Linked DNA regions of Homo sapiens: all the other regions are linked to region 2. Evidence: read pairs that join two places in POLR2A ChIA-PET (ENCODE). Cell type or tissue: CD4-positive, alpha-beta T cell. All regions are shown on one strand. Region 1 overlaps MAP3K3 (mitogen-activated protein kinase kinase kinase 3). Region 2 overlaps STRADA (STE20 related adaptor alpha). Region 3 overlaps DCAF7 (DDB1 and CUL4 associated factor 7). Region 4 overlaps MILR1 (mast cell immunoglobulin like receptor 1).

Region 1 (4,000 bases), 54 kb before region 2:
CCCAGCACTTTGGGAGGCTGAGGCGGGCAGATCACGAGGTCAGGAGTTCGAGACCAGCCTGGCCAACATGGTGAAACGCCGTCTCTGCTGCTGATATAAAAATTAGCTGGGCATGGTGGTGCACACCTGTAGTCCCAGCTACTCAGGAGCCTGAGGCAGAAGAATTACTTGAACCCGAGAGGCGGAGGTTGCAATGAGCCGAGATTGCAGCTCATTTGAGACAGAGTTGAGACTCTGTCTCAAAAAACGATTAAAAAAAATTATTTTATTTTATTTTTAAATAAACAAATAAAGGAAAGAGGTTTAATTGACTCACAGTTCAGCATGGCTGGGGAGGCCTAGCAAACTTAACAATCATGATGGAAGGGAAAGCAAACACATCCTTCACATGGCGACAGGAGAGAGAAGGGCCAAGCAAATGAGAAAAAGCCTCCTATAAAACCATCAGATCTCGTGAGAACTCACTCACTATCAGGAGAACAGCAGCATGGGATAACCACCCCCGTGATTCAGTTACCTCCCACTGGGTCCCTGCCACAACACATGGGGATTATTGGAACTACAAATCAATATGGGATTTGGATGGGGACACAGCCAAACCATATCAGTGAGGGCTGCAGTTTCTCCACCATCCTTACCAACATTTGTTATTTTCTTCTTTTAATAGCCATCCTAGTAGGTGTAAAGTGATATGTCACTGTGAGTTTTGTTTTTGTTTTTGGTTTGAGACAGGGTTTCACTTTGTTGCGCAGGCCAGAGTGCAGTGTGCAATCATGGCTCACTGCAGCCTTGACATCCTGGGTTCAAGTGATCCCCCCACCTCAGTTTCCCCAGTAACTGGGACAATAAGCACATGCCACCACACTGAGCTAATTAAAAATAAATTTTTGTAGAGATGGGGGTCTCACTATTTTGCCCAGGCTGGTCTTAAACTCCTGGCCTCAAGTGAGCCTCCCGCCACAGCCTCCTAGGATTACAGGTGTGAGCCACTATCCCCAGCCTACTTGGTTTTTTTTATTTAACTCCCTTCCCAACCATTCTTATTTATTCCCACTTTGAATGTCACACAGGAAGAAATTCTTTTGCAATATAATATGATTTGCAGAACATTCTCCCATTCCATAAGTAGTTTTGAGATTTTATTTTAAATATGTACTGTTTTTGGCGAGGCGCGATGGTTCATGCCTGTAATGCCAGCACTTTGGGAGGCTGAGGCAGGCAGATCTCTTGAGCTCAGGAGTTCAAGACCAGCCTGGACAACATGGTGAAACCCCATCTCTACAAAAAGTACAAAAATTAGTCGGGTGTGGTGCCTCATGCCTGTAATCCCAGCTACTTGAGAGGCTGAGGCAGGAGGATCACTTTAGCCCAGGAGGCGGAGGTTGCTGTGAGCCGAGATTGTGCCACTGCACTCCAGCCTGGGCAACAGAGGGAGATGCTGTCTCAAAAAAAAAAATCTTGTATTATAAATTGGGAACTGTGTAAGTTAATTGGACTTTTGCTTGATTTTGTGTTTACCATACGTGTATAAAATCTGACCAGGCGTGGTGGCTCACTCCTGTAATCCCACCAGTTTGGTAGGCTGAGGTGGGCAGATTACTTGAGGTCAGGAGTTCAAGACCAACCTGACCAATATGGCAAAACCCAGTCTCTACTAAAAAAAAAAAAAAATTAGTGGGGAGTGGTGGTGTGCACCTGTAATCCCGGCTACTCTGGAGGCTAAGGCAGGAGAATCACTTGAACCCAGGAGGTGGACATTGCAGCAAGTTGTGATTGTGCCACTGCACTCCAGCCTGGGCGACAGAGTAAGACTCTGTCTCCAAAAAATAAGAAGAATAAGAATAAGATCTGACATTTGCTAGGTCCTAAGCAAGGCATACGTTTGCATCTTATGAATCTCTTAATACCAAGTATTCATAACATGCTCTGCTTTTTGCAGTGAGTGAGACTTATTTGTACCCTCAGGGACCTTCTATTTAATATTTCACTGGAACGTATGAGTGTATTAGTCTGTTCTCACGCTGCTGTAAAAAACTGCCCAAGACTGGGTAATTTATAAAGGAAAGAGGTTTAATTGACTCACAGTTCAGCATGGCTGGGGAGGCCTCAGGAAACTTACAATCATGACGGAAGGGAAAGCAAACACATCCTTCATATGGCGACAGGAGAGAGAAGTGCCAAGCAAAGGGGGAAAAGCTCCGTGAGAATGGAGGAGGTAGTTTTCAGGTTCTAGTCACTGACTTTGCCCTTAAACAGAAAGATAATTAAACCGTGCTATGCAGTCTAAATTTGTGTTTTTATTTGTATAACAATTTTCATCCTCTGACCATCCCTCCACCCCTTCTCTTCCTTTTCTGCTTGTTCTATTAATGTCAGCACAATTGGCAGTAGAGTGGGACATGATCCTACTTAATTTGGAAAAGAATATGGGGGCTGTAACTGTTTGCAACTTGATATTTTGAAGTAAATTAGTGTTTTTGGAGAGGCAGCTCTTCTCAGAAAGTATCTCACAACTGGGTACTGAGGTATGCTACAGCATGGATGAACTAAAAAACATTAAGTGAAAGAAGCTAGATGAAAAAGATTGAATCTTTATGAATTGAATTGAATATGTATGAATTGTATGAGTCTAAATGGAATGAAATGTCCAGAAAAGGCAAATCAATAGAGATAGAAAGTAGAGTAGTGGTTGCCTGGGGCTGGAGGTGGGAAGGAGGAGTGACTATAAATGGGCACAAGAGATCCTGTTGGAGTTCTGGAAATGTTTTAAAATTGGATTATGATGATGGTTGCACAACTATGTAAAGGTACTACAAATTTTTGGATTGTACATTTAGAGAAAAAAATCTGTATGGTTTCAACTAGATCTCTTAAGACCCCATAGTATCCAGTGAGATTGTTTTCCTCCAAATGTATTTTTATTTTTTGTTTATTTTATTTCTGCAAAGTGAAACATTGAGATAAACTTCTGTTTTATATTATTTTCCTTTTCTATGTCTTGTATCACAGCTCTCCATCCTGCTGAAAAACCAAGATGATCTTGATAAAGCAATTGACATTTTAGATAGAAGCTCAAGCATGAAAAGCCTTAGGATATTGCTGTTGTCCCAGGACAGAAACCATGTAAGTAGCCCTTGTCATGGTCTGGCAGCTGAAGACAAAGCTTGCTTTCCTTCAGGAACTTGTCTCGCCTCCTTGACAGACATTTTCGTTCCTCAGCCACTGCCAAATTGAGAGCATAAGCACAGCACAGCCCACTTGTCAGTGGCCAGTGAACATTCTGCATTTGATTTCACCGAAAAGCCAGATTGTCAGTGTTAACATTGCATCTAAAGGTTATTTGACTTTTGGTGAGGGAGGAAGGAAAATACTTTATGATAAAGAATAAAATTCTTGTGCTCTAAATTTATGTTTTTTCAATTAGATTTTGACCCCAACAAGAGAAATTTGATTCGTTTGGCAGTGCCGATTAGGAAAGACTGTCAAAGATTTGAGACTGTCATGCTTTATAAACCCAACTCCCACAACACCTTGCCTTTCCCTTGGAACACTTGTAGGAAACAAACTTTTCCTTTTGTTCAGTGGAAAAAGCCATGGGTTGGGGGCCTCTTATAACTTATCAGCTGTTGCTTTACCCAATGGCAGGCAGTCTGTAGGGTGTCAGAAGTGGGGAATTATCCCTTATGCACAGTTTCCTCTCCTGAAGGATTCCTGGAGGCCCGCATTTCACAAGAATGCTTGCAATCTGTATCTGTCTTCCAATTACTGATTCTTCTACCAGTTTTCTTCAGATGCATGTTTCTGAAGGTTTCTTGGCACCATTTCCTTTTCTTATGCTTGACAGGCTTTCCTTTTCTTTATGTGGACAGCCAACATGGCAGCATAAGTGTGGGTGTAGTGACTAGGACAAAGTTTAGGTGGAATGCTGCTCATGCTGACCATTTCTTTTCTTTTTTTTTTTTTTTTTGAGACAGAGTTTTGCTCTTGTTGCCCAGGCTGG
Region 2 (4,000 bases):
CACTCAGGGCTGTAGTTTCCAGACACATCTGTATTGCTAGCTGTGTACCTTTCATCTTTTCTTCTAATTGTCACCTTGGTTCTGGGAAGAGATCTAACACTTTTACTCATCCATCCTTCTGGGGACAGACACTCACACTACCCCTAACCAACACACGTGTGAATGGTGACATCCAAACATGTCCCCTGATGGGTCTGCACGAGGGTTTCTTTAGGGTGTACATCCAGAAGTGGCATTGATGGTTCTGGTTCTGTGACCCTGACTGGCAGCACCGGGCATCTTCCACCACCTGGACAGGAGGCTCCCCGTCCTTGCCACACTGGGACTCGTCCAGCCTCCCAACCGCTGCCAGTCTCATGTGTATAAGGTGACATCTTGTTTTTCATTTGCTTTTCTCTGATTGCGAGATTTGAGTGGCTCTTCCTATGATGGGTTTGTCTTGGGGTTTCCTCTTTTGTAAACTTCATATCTTTGGCCCATTTTTCTTGCTTTGCTGTCCATTTCTTGTTGATTTGCAAGATTTCCCTGTTACTAATCTCCTGTGGTGACAAAGCTAATATCATCTGCTCTGTCACTTGTTTCTTAACCTTTTTCATGGTATCTTGTATTGGATAGAAATCTTCTTGATCTAATCAAATTCATCAATCTTTTGTCTTATGTTTTGTGCTTCTAAAATGTTGAGAAATTATTACATGCCTCAGGTCACAAAAACATTTTCTCACATTTCCTTCTATTTAAGTCTACAGTTTCACATTTTACATAGAAGCCTTTAATCCAGCTGCAGTCCTTCTCTGTATGAGGAGTTATGTAGGGGTCCAGTTTTACCATTTTCCCTACTATGAGCTGATTTCCTGACACTATCTACTAAGCTATCTGTCTTCGCCCTGGTCTCTCAGCATAAGACTGACTCTGGGGCACAGAAAGAAGGAGGCAGAGAGTGGAGTACAAAGGTCCACATCAGATGTTCCTCTCACACAACACTCAAGACCAAGCTGCTCAGCAAAGAGAAAGTCAGTGGCTTCAGCACTAACAGGCTAAGTGACCATCTCCCAAGTCAGTGGCAAGGTCAGAATCCAGATCCTTCTCTCTTTTTTTTTTTTTTTTTTTCAGACAAGAGTCTCACTCTGCCACCCAGGCTGGAGTGCAGTGGTGTGATCTCCAGTCACTGCAACCTCCGCCTCCCAGGTTCAAGCGATTCTCCTGCCTCAGCTTGTAGTCCCAGCTACTGGGACTACAAGCATGTGCCACCACACCCGGCTAATTTTTGTATTTTTAGTAGAGACAGGGTTTCACTATGTTGGCCAGGCTGGTCTCAAACTCCTGACCTTGTGATCCACCTGCCTTGGCCTCCCAAGCGCTGTGATTACAGGCGTGAGCCATCGCGCTGGGCCCTGTTTCTTTTCAGAGCAAAGAGATCTTCAGCAAGAATCCAGATCCTTGATTTTAAACTCTGGCTTCATTAACTTCAGTCAAACTTCACTTTACCTGAAGGCTCAGGGGCATAGCTACCCACTGTAATCATGGGAAAGGCCGCCTAAGAACGCACCTGTGTACATATCCCATGTGGTGGATGTAGTCGAGGGCCTTCAGCACCCCCTGCAGGATGTAAGCAATCGCCAGCTCATTCATGCCATCCATGAAGTGTGTACAGATGAGATCTTTTGCAGAACCTGCAGAAAAGGATTGCATGGAGGCAGTGAAAGGTAATGGAGGAGGAAAACACAGGCAATCTGACAACAGAGTCCCAATAACCCCTTTCTACCAAGAACCCTTTCCCACTCACCGTATGCCATGAATGATGTGACAACCCACAGCTCATTGTCTGCAATAAAAGTGGCTCGATATGGCACGATATTGGGATGGTTGAAGAGTTTGGAGACATGCAGCTCGCCCTGGAAGCAATGATGAAGCTGAAGTCAGAACCAAATGGCACTGAAGGATGCCGCTCAACACAAAGATGGCAGCATGGACAATAGGGGGACCTGGCACTTTCTGGGTGTTCTCAGAGTCATGGGAACAGCCTAAGCAGGTGCCTGCCAACATAGGAAAAACAAGGCCCTGCTGCCTCTGCAGGGACCCAGCACTGCTTTGCCTCTGCCAGATAGGGAAACTGCCAACAACAAAGGGTGCCAGCACACCGACTCAGAGATGATGAAGGCAAACTGTTGACTGAAGACTTCTGAAGTTATAAGCTTATCTCAATTTCAAGGGCCAACGTATAGAATTCCTCTTTAAGATAAGAAAACAAAAAATATTTTGTTGTTGTTATTTGTAGAGACAAGGTCTCACTGTGTTGCCCAGGCTGGTCTCAAACTCCTGGGCTCAAGCAGTCCTTCTGCCTCAGCCTCCCAAAGTGCTAGGATTATAGGCGTGAGCCACCAAGCCACTGCACCTGGCCAAAAATGTTTTCTTTTTTATTTTTTTGAGACAGGGTCTTGCTCTGTCACCCAGGCTGGAGTGCAGTGGTGTGATCCCGTCTCACTGCAGCCTGAACTTCCCAGGCTCAAGTCATCCTCCCACCTCAGCCTCGCTGGTAGCTGCGACCACAGGTGGACGTCAACATACCTAGCTAATTTTTTATATTTTTTTGTAGAGACAGGGTTTTGCCATGTTGCCTAGGCCTGCTTTGGCCTCCCAAAGTGCTGGGATTGCAGGCGTGAGCCACTGTGCCCAGCCCAAAACTATGTTTCTATTATAAAAGAAAACATGGCCGGGCATGGTGGCTCACGCCTGTAATCCCAGCACTTTGGGAGGCGAGGCAGGCAGATCACTTGAGCCCAAGAGTTGGAGACCAGCCTGGGCAACATGGCGAAACCCCATCTATATGAAACATACAAAAAATTAGTTGAGCATGGTGGTGCATGCCTTTAGTCCCAGCTACTCGGGAAGCTTAAGTGGTAGAATCACCTGTGCCTGAGCAGTTGAGGCTGTGGTGAGCTGTGATTGCACCACCGCACTCCAGCCTGAGCAACAGAGCCAGACCTTGTCTCAAATAAAGAAAAAAAAAAGAAAAAGAAAACACAGTTGATGGAGGAGAAGGCCAGCTGAGACTGGCTTCTGCTCCATCCTCAGACCCACCAAACTACTATGAACAGATGAACAGGTCCTAGAGCACCATCAGGTAACCACCAATTCAGAAAAAGTTGTAAATGAAGGAGGGGAGGGGCTGCAACTAACTCTACTGAAGGAAAACTGCCCCAGGCCCTGACTCTAAGCTGGCATCAGGAAAGGAGAGTCTAACTCCCAAGCACTTACTAGACTCACAGTCTCTCTCCGTTTTGTTTTGTTTTATTTTTTGAGCCAGGGACTCAGTCTGTCACCCAGGCTGGAGTTTGGTAGTGCAATCTCAAACTCCCGGGCTCAAGCAATCTCCCTGCCTTGCCCTCCCAAAGTGTTGGGATTACAGGCATGAGCTACCATGCCTGCCCCCTCTCTCAGTTTAACGAGAGAGTGGCTACTTGCTTCTCGAATAGAAAGGAATGTCAGGACTGGGCATAGTGGCTCACACCTGTAATCCTAGCATTTTGGGAGACTGAGGTGAGTTGATTGCTCGAGCTCAGGAGTTTGAGACCAGCCTGGGCAAGATGGTGAAACTCTGTCTCTACAAAAAATACAAAAATTAGTCAGGTGTGGTGTGCCTATAGTCCCAGCTACTTGGGGGGCTGAGGCAGGAGAATCATTTGAGCCCAGGAGGTTAAGGCTGCAGTAAGCCGTGGTCCTGCCACTGTACTCCAGCCAGGGCAATAAAATGAGACCCTGTCTCGAAAAAAAAGAGGCCAGATGCGGTGGCTCACATTTGTAATCACAGCACTTTGGGAGACCAAGGCAGGCAGATCACCTGAAGTCAGGAGTTTGAGACCAGCCTGGCCAACATGAAGAAACCCCGTCTTTTCTAAAAATACAAAAGTTAGCCGGGCATGGTGGTGTGCGCCTATAGTCCCAGCTACTCGGGAGGCTAAGGCAGGAGAATCGCTTGAACCTGGGAGGTGGGGGTTGCAGT
Region 3 (4,000 bases), 150 kb before region 2:
GTGCTAAAGGTGATAGGAAATGAAGAAAAAATATTTTTAAGGCCAGGCACAGTGGCTCACGCCTGTAATTCCAGCACTTTGGGAGGCGGGGGCAGGCAGATCACGAGGTCAGGAGTTCGAGACCAGCCTGGCCAACATAGTGAAAGCCCGTCTCTACTAAAAATACGAAAAATTAGCCAGGCATGGTGGTGGGCACCTGTAATCCTCGCTACTTGGGAGGCTGAGGCAGGAGAATCACTTGAACCCAGGAGGTGGAGGTTGCAGTGAGCCAAGATTGCATCATTGCACTCCAGCCCGGGTGACAGTGTGAGACCCATATATATATATATATGTATATATATATACATACATATATATACGTATATATATGTATGTATATATATATGTGTATATATATGTATATATATATGTATATATATGTATATATATACGTATATATATATGTGTGTGTATATATATATATATATATTTTTAATAATTGGTATTGAAACCAGAAAAAAAAATTGGATCTCTACCTTAAGCTTTGTACCAGCCGGGTGCAGTGGCTCACACCTGTAATCCCAGCACTTTGGGAGGCTGAGGCGGGTGGATCGCCTAAGGTCAGGAGTTTGAGACCAGTCTGGTCAGCATGGTGAAACCCTGTCTCTACTAAAAATGCAAAAAGTAGCCGGGCATGGTGGCAGGTGCCTGTAATCCCAGCTACTCGGGAAGCTGAGGCAGGAGAATCGCTTGAACCCAGGAGGCAGAGATTGCAGTGAGCCGAGATGGCACCATTGCACTCCAGCCTGGGCAACAGAGTGGGACTCCGTCTCAAAGAAAAAAAAACCTTGTACCAGAATTCCAGATAAATGGAAGAATGTAAACATATAACTGTAAAACACGGGAGAATCTTGGTGTGAGAAAGCCATGAAAGTAGAAGTAAACTATATAAAAATAAAATCTCTGTAACAAAACCAAAGTCAAAAGATAAGTGACAAACTGAAAAAATACATGTAATGTCCTAGACAAAGAACAAATCCCTTAATAACTGCATATAAAGATCTGCAAATCACCAGGAGACCAGTCACCCAGTAGAAAAAGAGAAATAGATAGGAAGAGTTTCCAGAAAGGATATGTAAATGATTCTTGAACGTATGAAGAACTGAACCTCATAAGAAAAAAAAAAAATGGAGTTTCAGCTAGATTAGGAAAAATAAAAAACCGTGGTAATCTACTGTGTGTGTGTGTATACACGTATGTGTAGCTTTCCCATGCAGTTGCTATCAAAATTTAAATTGGCATTATTTTCCACCTGGTAGTTCCGCTAGTGGTAATTCATCCTACAGCTATACTCATGTGGTTGAAATGACTAAAGTGCAAGGATATTCATTTTAGCATTATTTGTAAAAGAAAAATATGAAAATATTATTATTAGGGAAATTGTTGAATAAATTATGCTACCTCCATGCAGCTGTTAAAAGAATGAGCTAGCTTTTCATATACTGATATGGAATATTTTAAAATAAATATTCGGTGGAAAAATATGTAGAAGAGTAAACACCTGTGTTTTTTAAAAGCATATGCATATACATATGTACACCCATATGTGGTTGTGTGTAGAAGGGATACACAAGAAATTGATAACATTGATTTTTCCAGGGAAAGGGACTGGGATGTAGGGGCTCTAATTTGTACTGTAATTGCTTTGCTTTTATGCCTTTCAAAATTTGGGCCTTGTGTATGTATTACCTAGTAAGAAAGTTAGTAATAAAAAAGCTAACATTAATAAAAATTAAATCTTAGTAGAACTTCAGAAAGAGGAATAAACAGAAAGGAATGAATGAAGAAGCACTAGGCATATAGTAGCAAGAAGCAGTTCTTTTTATAGAGAAGAAGTCAGGCATGATAATATTAACATCAGATAAAATTCAAGGCAAAAATGTTGAAACAAAAGGAAATATTTTACATGTTAAACATACAGGCTGGGCGTGATGGCTCACACCTGTAATCCCCACTACAGGCTGGGTGCAGTGGCTCATGCCTGTAATCCCAGCACTTTGGGAGGCTGAGGCAGTCAGATCACTTGAGGTCAGGAGTTCAAGACCAGCCTGGCCAACATGGTGAAACCTTGTCTCAAAATACAAAAATTAGTTGGGTGTAGTGGTGTGTGCCTGTAATCCCAGCTACTTAGGAGGCTGAGGCAGGAGAATGACTTGAACCCGGGAGGCGGAGGTTGCAGTGAGCTGAGATCACGCCACTGCACTCCAGCCTGGGCAATAGAGCAAGACTCTATCTCAAAAAATAAAAAAGAAAAGTACAACCGACTAAGAATAAAAAGTCATAAGTCTTTACATATCTAAGAGTATAGCGTTTAAATAGAAAGCAAAAATTTTGTAAATATAGGGAGAATTTGGTTCATATGTTGGAAATTGTTAAGTGAAGTAGACAAAACAAGGATATAGAGGGTTAGAAAATTACAGTTTGTTCACACCTGTAATCCCAGCGCTTTGGGAGGCTGAGGCTGGCAGATCATTGGGCCCAGGAGTTTGAGATCAGCCTGGGCAACATGGTGAAACTCCATCTCTATCAAAATATAAAAAATAGCCAGATGTGGTGGCACCATGCCTGTGGTTTCAGCTACTTGGGAGGGTGAGGTGGGAGGATCGCTTGAGCCCAGAAGGCAGTGGCTTGCAGTGAGCCTAGATCGAGCCACTGTACTTCAGTCTGGGTGACAGAGTGAGACCCCATCTCGAAAGAAGAAAATGTGTTATAAGTATAGAGAGCTTTGCATTCAACGGAAAATTCACTTTAAACAATAACCCAATTTACAAAAACTGTGTATTTAGAAAAAAAATTTTTTTAAGTTGAAATCAACTGATTGGAAAAAAAATGCTACATATCAAAACTTACAGGAAGGTGAGGAACCTGAAGCTCAGCTATGTGCTAAGTGGCTTGCCCAAAGTCATATAAGGGGTAAAGGAGGGCCAGAACTAGAGTGCTGTCTGTCTCCAGAGTGTTCAGAATAAATGTATGTCAATGTCCAAAAAAAAAAAAAAAAAACTTAGGGGGAAAAAGAACATGTTGAAAAACAGAGGAACACTTACCCTACCAGATTAGAATAAACATACTGGAATTGATATAGCCAGAGAGATAGGTGGAACTGAATAGAATATTTCAAAGACAACTTTAGTATATATAAATGTGAAATATGTGATAAGATAGAACTGTAATTCACTGGGTAAAAGATTACATCGTATGGCACAGTTGTTCATCTAGCAGAAAAATTTAGAACCCCTAATTCACAGTGTATGATGAAAACTAATTCCAGATCAAACGTCTAATTATAAAGGAAAGTCCACAAACATTATTAGAAAGTTGATCAGGAAATTTGTCATGAGGCAGTGGGGGTGCGCACGGACACTCATTAATTAATTCCAGAGTCAACAAAGGAAAAGATTGGCAGATTCTATAGTACATACAAATAAAACATTTCTCTGTGAAAGATATGCCATGGACAAAGTCAAAAGACAGCAGAAAATATTTTCTTTTTTTATTTTTTATTTTTTATTTTTTATTATTATTATTATACTTTAAGTTTTAGGGTACATGTGCACAATGTGCAGGTTAGTTACATATGTATACACGTGCCATGCTGGTGCGCTGCACCCACTAACTCGTCATCTAGCATTAGGTATATCTCCCAGTGCTATCCCTCCCCCCTCCCCCCACCCCACAACAGTCCCCAGAGTGTGATGTTCCCCTTCCTGTGTCCGTGTGTTCTCATTGTTCAATTCCCACCTATGAGTGAGAATATGCACAAGAACAAAAAACCAAACACCGCAGAAAATATTTTCTTTTTTTTTTTTTTCTTTTGAGACACTGTCTTGCTCTATGAGCTGGGCTGGAGTACAGTGGCACAATTCACAGCTCACTGCAGCCTCAACCTCTCAGGCTCAAGAGATTCTTCCACCTCAGCCTCCCAAGTTGCTAGAATTACAGACGCACAACACCCTGCCTGGCT
Region 4 (4,000 bases), 750 kb after region 2:
GTGCGCTGTCTCACAGGTGTAATCCCAGCACTTTGTGAGGCTGAGGCGGGAGGATCACCTGAGCCCAGGAGTTTGAGACCAGCCTGGGAACTATGTGGAGACTGTGTGTCTACAAAAAGTTAAAAAATATATATATGTAGCTGAGCGTGGTGGCGTGCCTATAGTGCCAACTACTCAGGAGGCTGAGTTGGGAGGATTGCCTCAGCCCAGGAGTTCAAGGCTGCAGTGAGCTGTGATTGCACCACTGCACTGCAGCCTGGGTGACAGAGAGAGACCCTGTCTCAAGAAAAAAAAAATCCCAATGATCTTTGGACATAAACTGAGTATATTCCTTGTGAAAGGAAAAGGAAGAAGGAGGGGGAAAATCCCTGCAAACATGGTACTGGAATACGATGGATATGTGAGGGCAGGAACACAGCTGATGGTATTCTCTAGTGGTCAGACTCCTGCTGCACTCAGCAATAAGCCCATCAGTTCATATGTTTTTTGTGCACGACCTTCCTGCAATTTGTTAGGGTAATTACACAGTCTGGTAATAAAACTATCTTGGTAGATTATAAAACTGTATCATCTTCAGTTAGGCCAGATCAATAGGCACTACGGAGTACCTACTCCATGCAAGCAATTGTACTACTGGGTTTTTAATGAGGCCTAAAACATAGTGTTGTCTCCAACCCAGTAAGGGTTGAAACTATGAGCCATAAACACAAATTCATTAATCACTGATTCACTCATCAAAAAAAAATTTTTTTTTTGAGATGGATCTTGCTCTGTCACTCAGGCTGGAGTGCAGTGGCACCATCTCGGCTCACTGCAAGCTCTGCCTCCCGGGTTCACACAATTCTCCTGCCTCAGCCTCCCGAGTAGGTGGGACTACAGGCGCCTGCCACCACGCCTGGCTAATTTTTTTTTTTTTGTATTTTTAGTAGAGACGGGGTTTCACCATGTTAGCCAGGATGGTCTCAATCTCCTGACCTCGTGATCTGCCCACCTCGGCCTCCCAAAGTGCTCACTCATCAAATGTTTAAAGAGAACACAGGGCCGGCTGCAGTGGCTCACGCCTGTAATCCCAGCACTTTGGGAGGTTGAGTGGGGGCAGATCACTTGAGGTCAGTAGTTCAAGACCAGTCTGGCCAACATGGTGAAACCCTGTCTGTACTAAAAATACAAAAATTAGCTAGGCATGGTGGTGGGCACCTGTAATCCCCAGCTACTTGGGAGGCTGAGGCAGGAGAATTGCTTGAACCTGGGAGGTAGAGGTTGCAATGAGCTGAGATCGTGGCACTGCACTCCAGGTTGGGTGACAGAGTGAGACTCCGTCTCAAAACAGAAAAGAAAGTAAATAAAAAAAAAATTGTTTTTAAGTGTGGACTCTTGAAGTCAGTCCCAACTCGGCCATTTACTAGCTGTGTGACCTTGGGCAAATTTCTCAATCTCTCTGAAGCACAGTTGGTTCATCTGTGGAATGGGCATGATACTATCCACACTACAAGACTGTCGTGAAGGTCAAATGAGATCATGTGACTGGCACGCCTGGCACATGATAGATACTTAACAGCTTTTCTTCCTTTCCTATAATACTGTCTTATTAATGCATTATATATATATATAATAAAATGTATAGCTGGGTTTTTCTGTTAGGTCATAGAATAGGCTATGATCTAACAGAGTGTAGCAGACCCATTTCCTGTTGAGAATTTCTCTTGAATCTAGTTAGCAGGGTTACTTCCTGCTCTTTGGAGGAAGTGAAAGATAATTGTGCAGCTGAGTTCTATAAATAAAAGTACAGTTGGAGAAAACGATATTTTTGGGGCTGGGCATGGTGGCTCACACCTGAAATCCCGGCACTTTGGGAGGCTGAGGTGGGAAAATCACTTGAAGCCAAGAGTTTGAGACCAGCCCGGGCAACATAGTGAGACTCTGTCTCTACAAAACATTTAAAAATTAGCCAGCAGTGTGCACCTGTAGTCCCAGCTACAGAGGCTGAGGCAGGAGGATCACTTGAGCCTGGGAGTTTGAGGTTACAGTGAGCTATAATTGTGCCACTTCACTCCAGCATGGTTGAAAGAGCAAAACCCTGTCTCTGAATAAATAAATACATTGAAAAGAAAATGATATTTTTGGATTAAAAAAACCCACTGTAAATTTACAAGGATTGAGAATAAAAGCACTTCTTGGGCCGGGTGTGGTGGCTCCTGCCTGTAACCACAGCACTTTGGGAATTCAAGGTGGGAGGATCACTTGAGGCCAGGAGTTCAAGACCAACCTGGCCAACATGGTAAGGCCCTATGTCTATAAAAAATAAACATAAAAAAGCACTTCTCAGCTTCATACTTAGAACTGGATCATTGACAAAATTATATTCATTATTAACAATAAATAGATTGTGAATTCTAGGAAGGGCAAGCTTGCACCCCAATTCCTCAAAGCAGAGAGATGCCCTCCACTCTCTGGCTTTCTCAGCACTCAGCTGAGAACCTCGGCTAACAACACACTGCACGGGGTTGGCCACATGCCCATTGGCCTTTCCCAGTGGGCCGTGAGCTTCTTGACTTCTCAGGAAGGGGGTCGTTCATCTTGGTTCCACAGCCTGGAGTGGAGTAAGGGTTCCACTCATATTTGTGGTCTGAGTGAGCACACCCAGTCTGTTTATCCTTTTCATGTTCACTTTCATTCTTCCAGACCCGGTGACTTCCCCAGTGCTGAACATTATGGTCATTCAAACAGAAACAGACCGACATATAACATTACATTGCCTCTCAGTCAATGGCTCGCTGCCCATCAATTACACTTTCTTTGAAAACCATGTTGCCATATCACCAGCTATTTCCAAGTATGACAGGGAGCCTGCTGAATTTAACTTAACCAAGAAGAATCCTGGAGAAGAGGAAGAGTATAGGTGTGAAGCTAAAAACAGATTGCCTAACTATGCAACATACAGTCACCCTGTCACCATGCCCTCAACAGGTAAGAGCAACCTGAGTTCTTTCAGCCAGGTCTGAACTCACTTCCAGAAACTGCAGCTGCTCCTCTGCCCACCCATTTCCCACCATGGCCACCTGACCTTCCAGGTCCTTCTGAAGGTGCATTTGTCAAGGTAGAAGGATAGAAGGAAAACTAGGTCGTGTGCAGTGGCTCACACCTGTAATCCCAGCACTTTGGAAGGTTGTGGCTGGCAGATCACTTGAAGGGTCTCTTTGGTAGAGTCCATGCAAACTCTCATGGGGTTGCTTTCTGCCATAAAGGAACCACAGAAAGGCCTAGAAACTGGAGCAGGAGGGGGACTTGTGGCAAAACTTTCTGCCCTGCCTTTCCAATTTGCATCTGTCTTAGAACTGCCAGGTCTTTTAGTTTTCTTTGTTTTTTCATCATTTGTATGTCTGCCTTTCTTTCTTTTCCTTCCTTCCTTCCTTCCTTCTTGTATGCCTGCCTTTCTTTCCCTTCCTTCCTTCCTTCCCTCCTTCCTTCCTTCCTTCTTTCCTTCCTTCCTTCCTTCTTTCTTTTCTTTTCTTTTTTTCAGAGTGTCACTCTGTTGCCCAGGCTGGAGTGCAGTGGTGTGATCTCAGCTCATTGCAACCTTTGCCTCCCAGGTTCTAGAGATTCTTGTGCCTCAGCCTCCTGAGTAGCTGGGACTACAGGCACCCGCCACCACGCTTGGCTAATTTTTGTATTTTCAGTAGAGACGGGTTTTCACCATGTTGGCCAGACTGGTCTCGAACTCCTGGCCCCAAGCGATCTGCCCACCTCGGCCTCCCAAAATGCTGGGATAACAGCTGTGAGCCACTGTGCCTGGCCATCTTGTACTGATTTCTAATACCATGCCCTCCTGCTTGGCTGTTTATTGCTCCACTGCTAATGATGATGGGTCCAGACTCCTGCACCACCCTTGGCTCAGGGCAAGAGAGGCCTCTGGCCAAGCCCTGTGTTTAGTGGGCTCTGGTCTGGTACCTCCAGGCTATGCACCTTCCCCTAGGCTGAGGGGTTCAGGGAGCCGTGGGGA

The links. ChIA-PET counts read pairs that join two places held together with the same protein. Peaks named below come from ENCODE experiments on the same cell type or tissue, not always from the same donor. Only the 100,000 strongest peaks of a DNase experiment are listed, where the experiment ranks them.
Region 1: POLR2A ChIA-PET joins it to region 2 with 7 read pairs; 15 of 35 experiments call an interaction of 5 or more read pairs at or near these places.
Region 3: POLR2A ChIA-PET joins it to region 2 with 5 read pairs; 3 of 35 experiments call an interaction of 5 or more read pairs at or near these places.
Region 4: POLR2A ChIA-PET joins it to region 2 with 5 read pairs; 1 of 35 experiments calls an interaction of 5 or more read pairs at or near these places.

What each region holds. Positions count from the first base shown.
Region 1 is chr17:63,654,785-63,658,784 of GRCh38, forward strand. It overlaps MAP3K3 (mitogen-activated protein kinase kinase kinase 3), which reads left to right. Exons shown (of 16, transcript NM_002401.5): 5 at 3,010-3,123. Among named protein-coding and RNA genes, the nearest start is that of MAP3K3, 34 kb to the left of the region's middle. RefSeq lists an enhancer at 581-630. In CD4-positive, alpha-beta T cell, no CTCF peak of the experiment used is centred here; no DNase peak of the experiment used is centred here.
Region 2 is chr17:63,708,945-63,712,944 of GRCh38, forward strand. It overlaps STRADA (STE20 related adaptor alpha), which reads right to left. Exons shown (of 13, transcript NM_001003787.4): 7 at 1,784-1,892; 8 at 1,547-1,670. Among named protein-coding and RNA genes, the nearest start is that of LIMD2, 11 kb to the left of the region's middle. RefSeq lists a silencer at 1,385-1,679. In CD4-positive, alpha-beta T cell, CTCF peaks have their summits at 1,586 (motif pointing left) and 1,788; a DNase peak (open chromatin) is centred at 1,577; H3K27ac peaks cover 987 bases.
Region 3 is chr17:63,558,990-63,562,989 of GRCh38, forward strand. The region is part of intron 1 of DCAF7 (DDB1 and CUL4 associated factor 7); the gene reads left to right. Among named protein-coding and RNA genes, the nearest start is that of DCAF7, 11 kb to the left of the region's middle. RefSeq lists a silencer at 3,743-3,963. In CD4-positive, alpha-beta T cell, no CTCF peak of the experiment used is centred here; no DNase peak of the experiment used is centred here.
Region 4 is chr17:64,454,718-64,458,717 of GRCh38, forward strand. MILR1 (mast cell immunoglobulin like receptor 1) reads left to right here. Exons shown (of 10, transcript NM_001085423.2): 4 at 2,683-2,967. Among named protein-coding and RNA genes, the nearest start is that of MILR1, 7.6 kb to the left of the region's middle. RefSeq lists an enhancer at 2,629-2,688. In CD4-positive, alpha-beta T cell, no CTCF peak of the experiment used is centred here; no DNase peak of the experiment used is centred here; H3K27ac peaks cover 915 bases.